Regions from separate parts of the Homo sapiens genome. Here region 2 is linked to region 1. A link is an interaction called in ENCODE POLR2A ChIA-PET data of the cell type or tissue named here. Cell type or tissue: OCI-LY7. All regions are shown on one strand. Links, peaks and the distances in the headings refer to the core of each region. The heading gives the core; the rest is flanking DNA.

Region 1 (5,378 bases), core at 156-5,155:
CTTAAAAGAAAAAAAACAAAACCTAATCCTTTACCATAGATAGAGAGGGACATTGTTCTCAGGGAGTTCAAGTTCCCAGGGCTGGATAGACTGCATCCCTGAGAACAGAGGGACCCTAAAGGCAAGGTCTAGGAAACATCTGTGTGGGCACTTCCTGTGTTGCACTCTCCAGTCCATTTCTAGAAGATGAGTGGGTTTTGTGCTCCCTTGCCTGGGCAGAGGCTACTTTTGGTCAATGGGCCTTCAGGTCTTTTGCAAAAGCCAAAAGTTCACTAAAGAGATGAAGCTAGGCATCCTGGTGGGGTTCGGGGAGGGGTGCACTTTCTCCCAGAAGCAGTAGAGGGGAGGGGCTGTAGGCTGCACTTGGGGTGGGGTGGGGTGAGGATGTGGGAGTGCTACACTGTGGTGTAAGCAGGGAAGCTGGATGCTGATTCCAGGCTCCCAGCCTCTGCCAAGGCTCCTGTCTCCAAGCTTGGCTCAGAAGCCACACAGACTTCAGCCCTGAAGGGGCTCTGAAAACCAGGACAATGCACACCCAAGGATAAATCCAGTGAGAACCAGTGATGATGGGCCTTCCCCAAGATGAGCATGTCACCTTTGCATGACCTTGGGTGGGAGAGAGCCCCGTGAACGACTGAGTTTGAACTGCCTGCCAGACCAGCAGCCTTGGGGTACAGAGTCTGATATCACTTGATTTAAAGAAAACAAAGTGGCACTTCTTGCATAAGTGTGTGGACCAAGACTGATACTGCTACCCTTTGTGGGTGATATTCAGGAGACAGAGTGAATGAGAAAGATGCTGGAAGGTTAGGACAGAGCGGGAGACTGTTTCAGGCGAGAGGAGACTCACAGTGGCTGAGTGAGGAAGCACAAGGTGTGGGGAGAGCCACAGGCTGTCTGTCCTATTTGGCCCAGACCAGCAGCTGTGGAGCTGCTGAGCTTTTGCAAACCCTGTTCCTTCTTTCTGGAATACTCTTGGCATGGCTGCCTTCCTCATCTTTCAGATGTCAGCTGAAATGTCCTGTCTTCAGAGGGTCCTTTCTGGGAGTCGTGTGTGTGTGTGTGTGTGTGTGTGCACGCACATTTGTAGAGGTGCAGGAAAAGACTGTCAGATCAGAGGGTCTTGCATTTTACATTCCTGCAGCTGTTCTGTTCAGTTGCTTTCTAGTCAGTTTTTTTCTTAGTCTCTAAATTACCACAGTCTCTCTGTCTGTGTCACACTCCACAGTTTTATAGCCCGGAGAGGAACTGGGTCTGGGGTCACTCCCTGGAATCTGAGGATCATGTTCTGTCACTGGAAGAAATCCTGAGATTCTTCTAATGAAGACAGAGGGCTGACATAGCCAGCCTTTCCAGGGGTCTTAGTGGCAGACTTACTGGGAGTTTTGAAGTGAAATGTAGCTGCCCTGAAAATCGCGCTGAAAATCGCGGCTGGACTCCTTAGGGCTTCCCCCCACAATTCCTGTGCATTGATTTCACATGGAGTCCCCAGAAATTTGGGGGACTGGGAGCTGGGTACAAGTGGTAGATGCTGAAGGCTAACACAAAATCAGGGCCTCTTTCAGAAACCCAGGTTTCCCACCTCCCTTTGTAGGGTGCAATGAAACCCAACAGAGTGGCCAGAGACAGGGACTTTTGTCTTGGGAGAGTACTGTTTCCTGTTGATGATATAGCTAGACGTCTTCGGAGAAAACCTTTCACTGAGAGATCTAGTCGCTTCTGCTCTCAGTTTGGGCTATAAACAGGAAATAGAGAGAGCTGCTTAGAAATGAGATATCATTATAATCAAAATAGCTCTTGTTGATTTTTGCTTTCTCCTGGAATTCCAGTTTCCATTTAGTGGAAGAAGGAGGTTTCCCAGCAGATCCAGGCCTTCCACAGCCTATGGGGTACGCGAGGGCCTCAAGTTGCAAAGCAGGCAGGCCAGACCCCCAGGGCCATGGTGGCCTCTGAGCAAATGCAGGAGTCCCTCTCCCTGGGAGAAGTGCCAGAGAGGACTGTTCTGGGAGAGATTTCCAGAATTCCAGTATCCTTTCTTCTTCAGACCACACAGCCTCAGTCCTAAATCCTTTACCATTCATTCATTCATTCATTTATTCATTCCCTCATCAAACAAACATTGTTTGGGTCACTTTTGTGTGCCAAGCACTGTGGTAGACACCAGAACTATTGCAGAGAAAAAGACCAAGTCCTTGCTTTCAAGAAGCTTATGATCTGGTGTGAGAGATAGATACTCAGATACTCACACACCATCCTGCCTGTTGGAGAATAACTTCAAGTGGTCTTCATGGTACCCCAAACCCACAAATTTAAACACAACAAAGTCAACTTTCCCTGGTTGACTCATCCACCACTTTCTGTTCCTCCCAGAGCTTCCTTAAGCAGGCCATTGTGGTGGTTTTGAGACATGTCTAAAAATTCTTTGACACTTCTCCCTTCAAGACATGGAGTCTCAGCCAAGTGCGGTGGCTCACGCCTGTAACCCCAACACTTTGGGAGGCCAAGGCGGGCAGATCACCTGAATTCAGGAGTTTGAGACCAGCGTGGCCAATATGGTGAAATCCCATCTCCACTAAAAATACAAAAATTAGCTGGGTGTGGTGGCGCCTGCCTGTAGTCACAGCTACTCGGGAGTCTGAGGCACAAGAATCACTTGAACCCAGCAAGTGGAGGTTGCAGTGAGCCAAGATCGTGCCACTGCACTCTAGCCTGGGCAACAGAATGAAACTCTGTCTCAAAAAAAAAAAAAAAAGACACGGAGTCTCACTGCGCTACCCTTGCATATGGGCTGGCCTTAGTGCCTTGCTTCTAATACATAGAAGGTGGCAGAAGCGATGCTGTGAGACTTGGAGGCTGGGCAAGAAAAGGTAATACATCTTCTGCCTGGTTCTCTGTCTTGAGATACAGCTGCTGAGCTGTGAAGAGCCCCTTGCCACATGGAGATGCCCTGGGGAGATGTTCTCGCTGACAGCCCCAGCTGAGGTCCCAACAGCCAGCCAGCATCTACCACCGGACACGAGGGGGAGGAAGCCTTCAGGATGACTCTTGACTCTTGCCCCAGCTACATCTAACCACCAGCTTGTGACAGATCCCAAGAACTACATAGCTGAACTGCAAGAGATAATAATAACAACAACAGCATAGAACATAAATCATTTTCGTTTTAGCTTCTAGGTTTGGATGATTTGTTATGTGGCAAAAGACAACCAGAACAATCCTAGAAACACCGTGATGGAACTCCGTTCCTTAACAACTTTGCTACTCAAGGAGTGGCCGGCAGACCCGCGGCACCAGACCACCTGGGAGCTTGCTACAAACACAGACCATTGAGTACCGCCTGAGACCTACTGAACCAGAACCTGCATTTTCACAAGACTGCCAAACATTTCACATGCATGTTAAGCTTTAAGAAGCACTGCTTAGCAAGACTGTTTTGAAAGTACATTATTTTAAGGTCATGCTTTAAAATATTCAAACACCAAAAAATAACGTAACAGACACCAACGTACCAACCATCCAGATTTAAAAGATAAAAAATAGCAAGCATATATTCTGTGCTGAATACTATTGTAAGATCTTTACAAATATTGACTCCTTTAACCTTCATGACAGCCTTGTGAGAGAGGCACTACTTTGTCATTCATTGTTATGTGATAGAGGAAGAAACAGGACAGAAAGATTAAGTCATTCACTCAAGGTCACACAAGCTCATAAGCAGCAGTACTGGTATTAGAACATTAGCAGTACTAAATGCAGGGTACCTGGCTCCAGGGTTGAGCTATTCTGCTAAACATTTAACACTTTGCCACCTCTTCCTTGATATCTTAAGTCTATCAAGGCTCTTCTGAAATTAGTCTCCATCTCTCCCTTTTCTTTTGCACAGCCACCATCCTAGTTTAGTCTAGGACTTGTGCAACACTGCCCTGGCTGCCTTGAACCTCTGGTATGGCACCATTCAATCCATTTTCTACGATGCCCCAGATTGATCTTTCTGCCGACACTGATCTTTTCATCCTCCCTGCCCAGATAGTTTTAGTGCCTCTGCTCTGCCTGGCACCTAAACAGGTCAACTTGGACTCCAAGTCCCTTGAAACCCCATCCCAAATCTAGTCTCCAACAAAAAACAAAACAGATCACAACATCATCACCGGGTCCCCATCACCACACACAGGAGCTTCATGGTTTGCTTACACATTTCCTCCTGGCTGGGTTGCCTTTTCCCTTGCCTGGTCCTACAAACTCCATCTCAAATCCCACCTCCTTGGCAAATCCTTCGTTGACTACTTTTAGTTTAAAGTATGAACTCCCACTTCTGAACTCAGTAACACTTAGAAACATCTTAATATCTCTTTTTAGCTCTTTTTTTTCCCCCTGAGTATCTTCAATGGCCAGGTACTGCACGAGGCATTTATTTTTTTATTGTGGTAAAACATACATAATACCATTTACCACTTTAAGTTTACAGTTCGATAGCATTAAGTACATTCACACTGTTGTGCAACCATCACCGCCAGCCATTTCCAGAACTTTTTCATCATCCCAAACTGAAATTCTGTACCCATTAAACAATAACTCTCCTTTCTTCTCTCCCCCAGGTCCTCTGGTAACCTTTCTGTCACTACGAATTTGACTAGTCTAGATATCTCATGTAAGTGGAATAATACAATATTTGTCCTTTTCTCTCTGGCTTGTTTAACTTAGCACTATGTTTCATGGTCCATCCATGTTGTGACATATATCAAAATTTCATTCCTTTTATGGCTGAATAATATTCCATTGTAGGGATATATCACATTTTGTTTATCCATTCATCTGTGGATGGACACTTGGGGTTTTTTCCGTCTTTTGGCTATTGGAAATAATGCTGCTGTGAGCATTGGTATACAAATATCTGTTCGAGTCCTTGCTCTCAATTCTTTTGTGCATGAGGCATTTTAAACTTTATTCTCCATACAAATCTATCGTAGGGATTATTAGTCCCACTTCATAGGAAAAAGAGGTTCAGAGAAGTTAAGTGACTTTTCCAGGGCCATGTGTCTAGGGCTTATAAATACTGTTTTCCTGAGGATTCTGCTTTTACTAATAAACATTTTATTTTCTAGAAGAGATGAGTATCTAACTTAATAAGGATTCCATAATTCAAGGTTCTATGTGTTATCTCTGTCAATGTTGATGGTAATGACAATGGCAAGAAACAGATGAAAGATGACACATCCTTGTGTCCAGCAAAGGTGAGGAGGGAGACATTTTCTTCCCTTCCAGCATGAATCTAGATTCTAAGTGTCTGGATGAGCTAATTAGGTCCTGAACATATCCTTGACTTGAAAATCTGTAACTGTAACACCCAAGGGAAGCTCCATGGCCTGAGAGTTATTTGC
Region 2 (5,378 bases), core at 268-5,267, 190 kb before region 1:
GTAACTTGCCCAGAATTACCCAGTTAGCAGAAGGCAAAACCAAGATTTGAACTCTGCACTCTGGGTGCAGAGTTGATGCTTGAGGCCACCAGACTATCTGGCTGCCCAATGGCTGTAAGGAGTCCAGAAGGAGACACACCAGAGAAGAGCAATCAACACTCCCCATGGAAATGGAAAAGGGAAAACAAAAAACGATCTGATTTAAAGTTTTATTGTGGCTGGGTGCAGTGGCTCAAGCCTGTAATCCCAGCAGTTTGGGAGGCCAAGGCAGGCAGATTGCTTGAGACTAGGTGTTCGAGACCAGCCTGGCCAACATAGTGAAAACCTGTCTCTACTAAAAATACAAAAATTAGCTGGGCATGGTGGCTGCCACCTGTAGTCCCAGCTACTTAGGAGGTTGAGGCATGAGACTCGCCTGAGCATGGGAGGCAGAGGCTGCAGTGAGCTGAGATCGCACCACTGTACTTCAGCCTGGGTGACAGAGTGAGACGGTGTCTCAAAAAAAAAAAAAAAAAAAAGTAAACTAAATAAATAAACAAAGTTTTATTGTTTTCACAAATTCACATTCAGGTCTGGTAGGGAATAAAAAACAATTATCTCTCAACAACCCTTTAATATTAATTTTTCTCTCTAATGCTTAGGGAATTCAAGTGAATTGCTTAACTTTGAAAGCAATCAATATAGAAAATTTTAATTTGGACATATGAAACAAAAGACAGATATGTTAAATAATATCACCCTATTCATATTAATATTTATATTTCATCTTCCAACCTGCTTTTAAATTGAAGACAGAGTGGGCCCAACTCTATCTTCCTTGGATATATTTGACCAGATTTTCATTGTTTTAAATGGACTCAAAGGGGAGACGGGCTTAGTCCTAATTCTCAAACTGCCATCCTCCAGATGAGAACCACAATTAGACGTTAAAGAAGGTACAGAATGATATTCTCAGTATTCATTTGATATCTTATGAAAGAAAATTACTGATAATCAGCAGGTCAGCTCTATATTTAAATATAATTCTTTGGCTAAATAGAGAGACCAAAAAACTTATTATGCTACAGGTTAATGCAACCAACTTGAAAAATAATTTACAATATCTAGTAAATGTTAGGATGTATCAGGCTACTAGCCAGTGCTTCTACTCCTAAATATAGAGACAGGTTCTTCCATAGGTACATAAAGAGACATGTATAATAACATTCATAAAAGCATTATTTCTAACGGTAAGAAAAACTGGAAATAGTCTACATTTCCATAACAGAAGATTGAATAAATAGTGATATATTCATTCAATGGAATACCATACAGCAGTTATAAAGAATGAACCAGAGCCACAGTGATCAACAAGGACACATCTCAAAACAATGCAGACAGAACAAAGTCAGGAGCAGAAGATACTGCAACATGATTTACCGCTTATAGAATGTCTTCAAACATGCAAAAATAAGGTGTTGTTTATGTATATACACATTTGTAGTATAAGTATAAAACCATGCATGGAAATGATGAACAACAAGCTCAAAAATAGTTACCTCTGCGAGATTGTAAGGGAGGAGGGAACTGGGAGAAGTACGAGAGGGCTTAAATTGTATTTGCAATACTAATTTCTTTTAAAAATATTAAATATCATGAAATGATAAGAATGGACAAAGCTGGGTAGGTGGGTTTTATTATTTTATTATCTTATATTATTCTGAATGCCAGTTCCATGATATCAGGAACTTGTTTTGTTGACTGCTGTATTCTTGGAACCTAGAACAATGCCTGACACATAGTAGAGCCTTGAAAATTGTTAAATGAATGAACGAATGATTCTCTCTAGAATTCTGTATATTTGAAATAATTCTTTTAAAATCAAAATAAAATACAGAAATAAAAATATGAAAAATATTGTGCTTTCTCAGCAAAAAGAAAAAATGGACAAAATAGAAAAAAATTAAAAGAGAAAAATATTATGCCTTCTCATAGCACACATATTTATAGCACATATATTTGTGAAATCTGTGTAAAAGGAAAGAAGACTTTTGGGGACCGAGAACAGTGGCTCACACCTGTAACCTCAATGCTTTGGGAGGCTGAGGCAGGAGGATCACTTGAGGCCAGGAGTTTGAGACCAGCCTGGGCAACATAGCGAGACCCCCGTCCCTACAAAAAAAATATAAAAAAATAAATTAGCTGGGCATAGTGGCACACACCAGTAGTTCCAGCTCTTTGGGAGGCTGAGATAGGAGGATCGCTTGAGCCCAGGAGGTTAAGGCTACAGTGAGCTATGATTGCACCACTGTACTCCACCCTGGGCAACAGAGTAAGACCTTGTCTCTTAAACAAGGAGGCTTTTGGAGAAATCAAGGCTTAGAGTTTCTAAAATAAAAATACACGTTTAAAGATTGGAGGGAGGGAGGTCTAGGATGGTTTACATTTGATAAATCTGTAGATTAGGATGGTTCATCTTAAATCTATAGAATGGAGCTTTCTAGCTTTATGTTAAGGTAAACAAAGAATGGGTGAAAATCCATAGCTCAATCTGCATGAGCTGCACTGTTTTCCAACCAGGCCAAGTATACTTGCTATTAATGCCTAAAGAAACTTTAAAAACCAAAATAGCCCATCACTTGTGTCCTCTGGTCCAAACGTCTTCAAGATTCGTGAGCAGGCAAGGTCTTCCCCAGTACCCTCCCACTCGCCCCCACAGCACAGCACAGCAAACCACACCATTGTATATCACTGTTGCATGGACTCCAACATTTCGAGGCAGTCCCATATTTCAGAACAGGCACAAAAAAATACATATGGAGACAAGTCATTTTTCTTGCCATTTTCGTTTAACTCATCAGGAAATGGCAAACCACAACAGCATGCACCTGGATCATGCATTCAGTAAGACCAAGACAAACAAATTGAAAAGTACCTCGGAAGTCACCTTGCAAGACAGTAACTTAGAAGTGTACTGGCAGAGAGGGAAAAGACCAGGGTTAGTACATGGCAGTGACACACTTACAGAACACCCCCTAGCCGGGAACAGGCACCACACCAGAAGAGGATGGGAGGGGAAGTAATACCAGGAGGCCATTCTACACCCATGCCAAAACTTTCTCCATCTGATATTAGTTTATTTATAAGTCTATTCTTTGCAGCAACTAGATACCCTATTGTTCACTAATAAAAATATCAGATAAGCCGTACTTTGTTAATTCAAAACGTTGCTTTCAGTTTCTGTACTTTGAATTAACAAGATTCCTTCCCCTCTGTACACAATCAGCTGCCCACCAGCAAGGTCGTTGGGGGCCATTTTGGATTTGCTAGAGTCTGTAGCCAAATAGCCTTTTCTCTTCCCGTAGGCTTCTCTGAACCCCAAAGCCGTCTTGTAACCTGTTGTTCCATTAAAAGAAGATCCTAATCACAGCAGTTGGTTTGTGGAGGCAGATTCTCTGAAACCGGCCTAAGGGTAGTCTTGCCTAGGGAGACCACACAGCCTCCCTCGTCAGAACCCTGGGGGCCTGGGTAAGTTCCTGAGAGTGGGATCATCCTTTGATAGCAATTTCTGGTGATTATATAGGATTATTAGTATGAGCACTTAGGAACTGAAATGATCCTTTAGTTCCTATAGGGGACTAAAAGTCTTACTCAAAGTACAGAAAAAAATGGCCTGACTATGGAAAATGAGATGGCAGGACCAATTTGGGACATCCCTCTCCAGAATTATGGTAATGAGCGTACATTTACACTGCTTGGGGCATTTAAAGCATTTATTGGTTTGGGGCATTGATAGCCATAGACTAGTTAGGTGGGATCACACATCTGTGATTGCTGACTGCTTCTTATATGTAGCACTTAGGAATTATAGTTCTGTCATGATTGGGCTAATGGCTGGGAGCTGACAAGTCAGGAGCTCTTCTCTCTCCTTTGCATCTTCACTAGGGTACGAGTGAGAACGTAAGAGAGAGTTAGGGAAGCACAAGGCATCACTGAGCTTCCTGTAGCGTCTGGGGAAACAGGAGGCAGATAGGCTTCCTTCACACACTGAGCGAGAGTATGGCCACAACTCTCAATGCATGTCCTGGTCTGGAAGGGTAATGTGTGCCAGGAACTCTCAGCTTTGACGTAGCCCAGGAAAACCGACGAGGTCTTCTCTTGTTCTAAGATGAGACAGAGTGGTTGGATGACCTCTCAGTAATGAAGTCATGGGATGAGAAAGAGAGAGAGAGCACACTGGAAAACCCCACTGAGGGCAGATCCTGCGCTAAAAGTAAAGATGGGGCTGAACATCCAGGAGGCTGTGATTTGGACTCTGGTCAGCATCCCTTCAACTGAGAAAGGCAAAGCAAACCCTCGAGATGTTCATGAGCATCATTGACTCAATGACCCATCATCTTCACTTTCTGAGGCTCAGGTCAGGTTAGGGAAACAATTGGCTGGAAAAATACTGTTTGCCTAAATACAGTCATGTCACTCAGGATGGACTAATGAATCAGAGTTTCCTAGAGGGGTTCTTCATGCCTGAAGGAAAAACATCCAAATAGCCCATCATTTGTGCCCACTGATCCAAATGTCTTCCAGGTCCATGAGTGGGCAACCCCACCTTGGAGGCAGTCGCTTTGCAAGGCATCAAGAAGCCCTTTAGGAAACTAGGATTCACTAGTCCATTATGAATTGCATGACTGAGCAGAAATGGTATGAGACCCAGATAAGTGGACATTTCCACATAAGAGAACATTTCCAGATAAGAGAAACCCACAATATGAATAGGATTGCTGCATCTGGGTGTGTGTTGTGTGCACTGCACAAAAGCATCAGACTAAAGGGATGAATGGTACTAAAGCCCAGTCCCCTACTCTACCCCCCAAATGTGTGGCTGGTGCAGGGCTGCATCTTCATATCTTCATAGAGGAACAAGGGTGGTTTTTTTTCCTAATTCACACAAAGGCCTTGCATAGGTTGGTAAACAGCCTTGGGTAAGTGGGTAGGGGTGGGGATGGTAATCCTCCTGCCCTCAGAATTAGCCAAGAGGTCCATTAATAAGTGAGGCTGGAGATACTCATTGGTGACTCCAATATACAGGACAAAGAAATCAGCCCAGGTGGGTGAAGACTGTGGCAACTAAAGGGAGTACTTTGCTCAAGTTCTGAGCTAGTAACAAATATGGCTGGTTGGGGACAACCTTTGGATAACACCACTCCCTGACTCCCATAAGCCAGGGGCCTCTCTGCATATGACTTTTTATAAAGTGGAAAACTGGAGAGAGCAGGGCCCTGAGCTGAGTCCCTGTGGACAGGACCCCAGAGGCCACCACACCCCTGATGGGGGCTCGGGGGACACTGAACTTGTTTTGATGGCAAAGATCAGTTTTTCTCACTCAGCAAAACTTCAGCCGT

The links. ChIA-PET counts read pairs that join two places held together with the same protein. Peaks named below come from ENCODE experiments on the same cell type or tissue, not always from the same donor. Only the 100,000 strongest peaks of a DNase experiment are listed, where the experiment ranks them.
Region 2: POLR2A ChIA-PET joins it to region 1 with 10 read pairs; 2 of 35 experiments call an interaction of 5 or more read pairs at or near these places.

The regions. Positions count from the first base shown.
Region 1 is chr9:109,964,786-109,970,163 of GRCh38, reverse strand. The region is part of intron 6 of PALM2AKAP2 (PALM2 and AKAP2 fusion); the gene reads right to left. Among named protein-coding and RNA genes, the nearest start is that of PALM2AKAP2, 190 kb to the right of the region's middle. RefSeq lists enhancers at 1,947-2,016, 2,407-2,526, 2,537-2,586, 3,267-3,366. In OCI-LY7, for the core only: CTCF peaks have their summits at 652, 854 and 3,015 (motif pointing right); DNase peaks (open chromatin) are centred at 863, 2,963, 3,313 and 3,692; H3K4me3 peaks cover 3,244 bases; H3K27ac peaks cover 4,305 bases.
Region 2 is chr9:110,159,669-110,165,046 of GRCh38, reverse strand. It overlaps PALM2AKAP2 (PALM2 and AKAP2 fusion), which reads right to left. Exons shown (of 11, transcript NM_007203.5): 10 at 2,915-2,953. Among named protein-coding and RNA genes, the nearest start is that of C9orf152, 46 kb to the left of the region's middle. RefSeq lists an enhancer at 2,806-2,945. In OCI-LY7, for the core only: no CTCF peak of the experiment used is centred there; a DNase peak (open chromatin) is centred at 2,876; H3K27ac peaks cover 816 bases.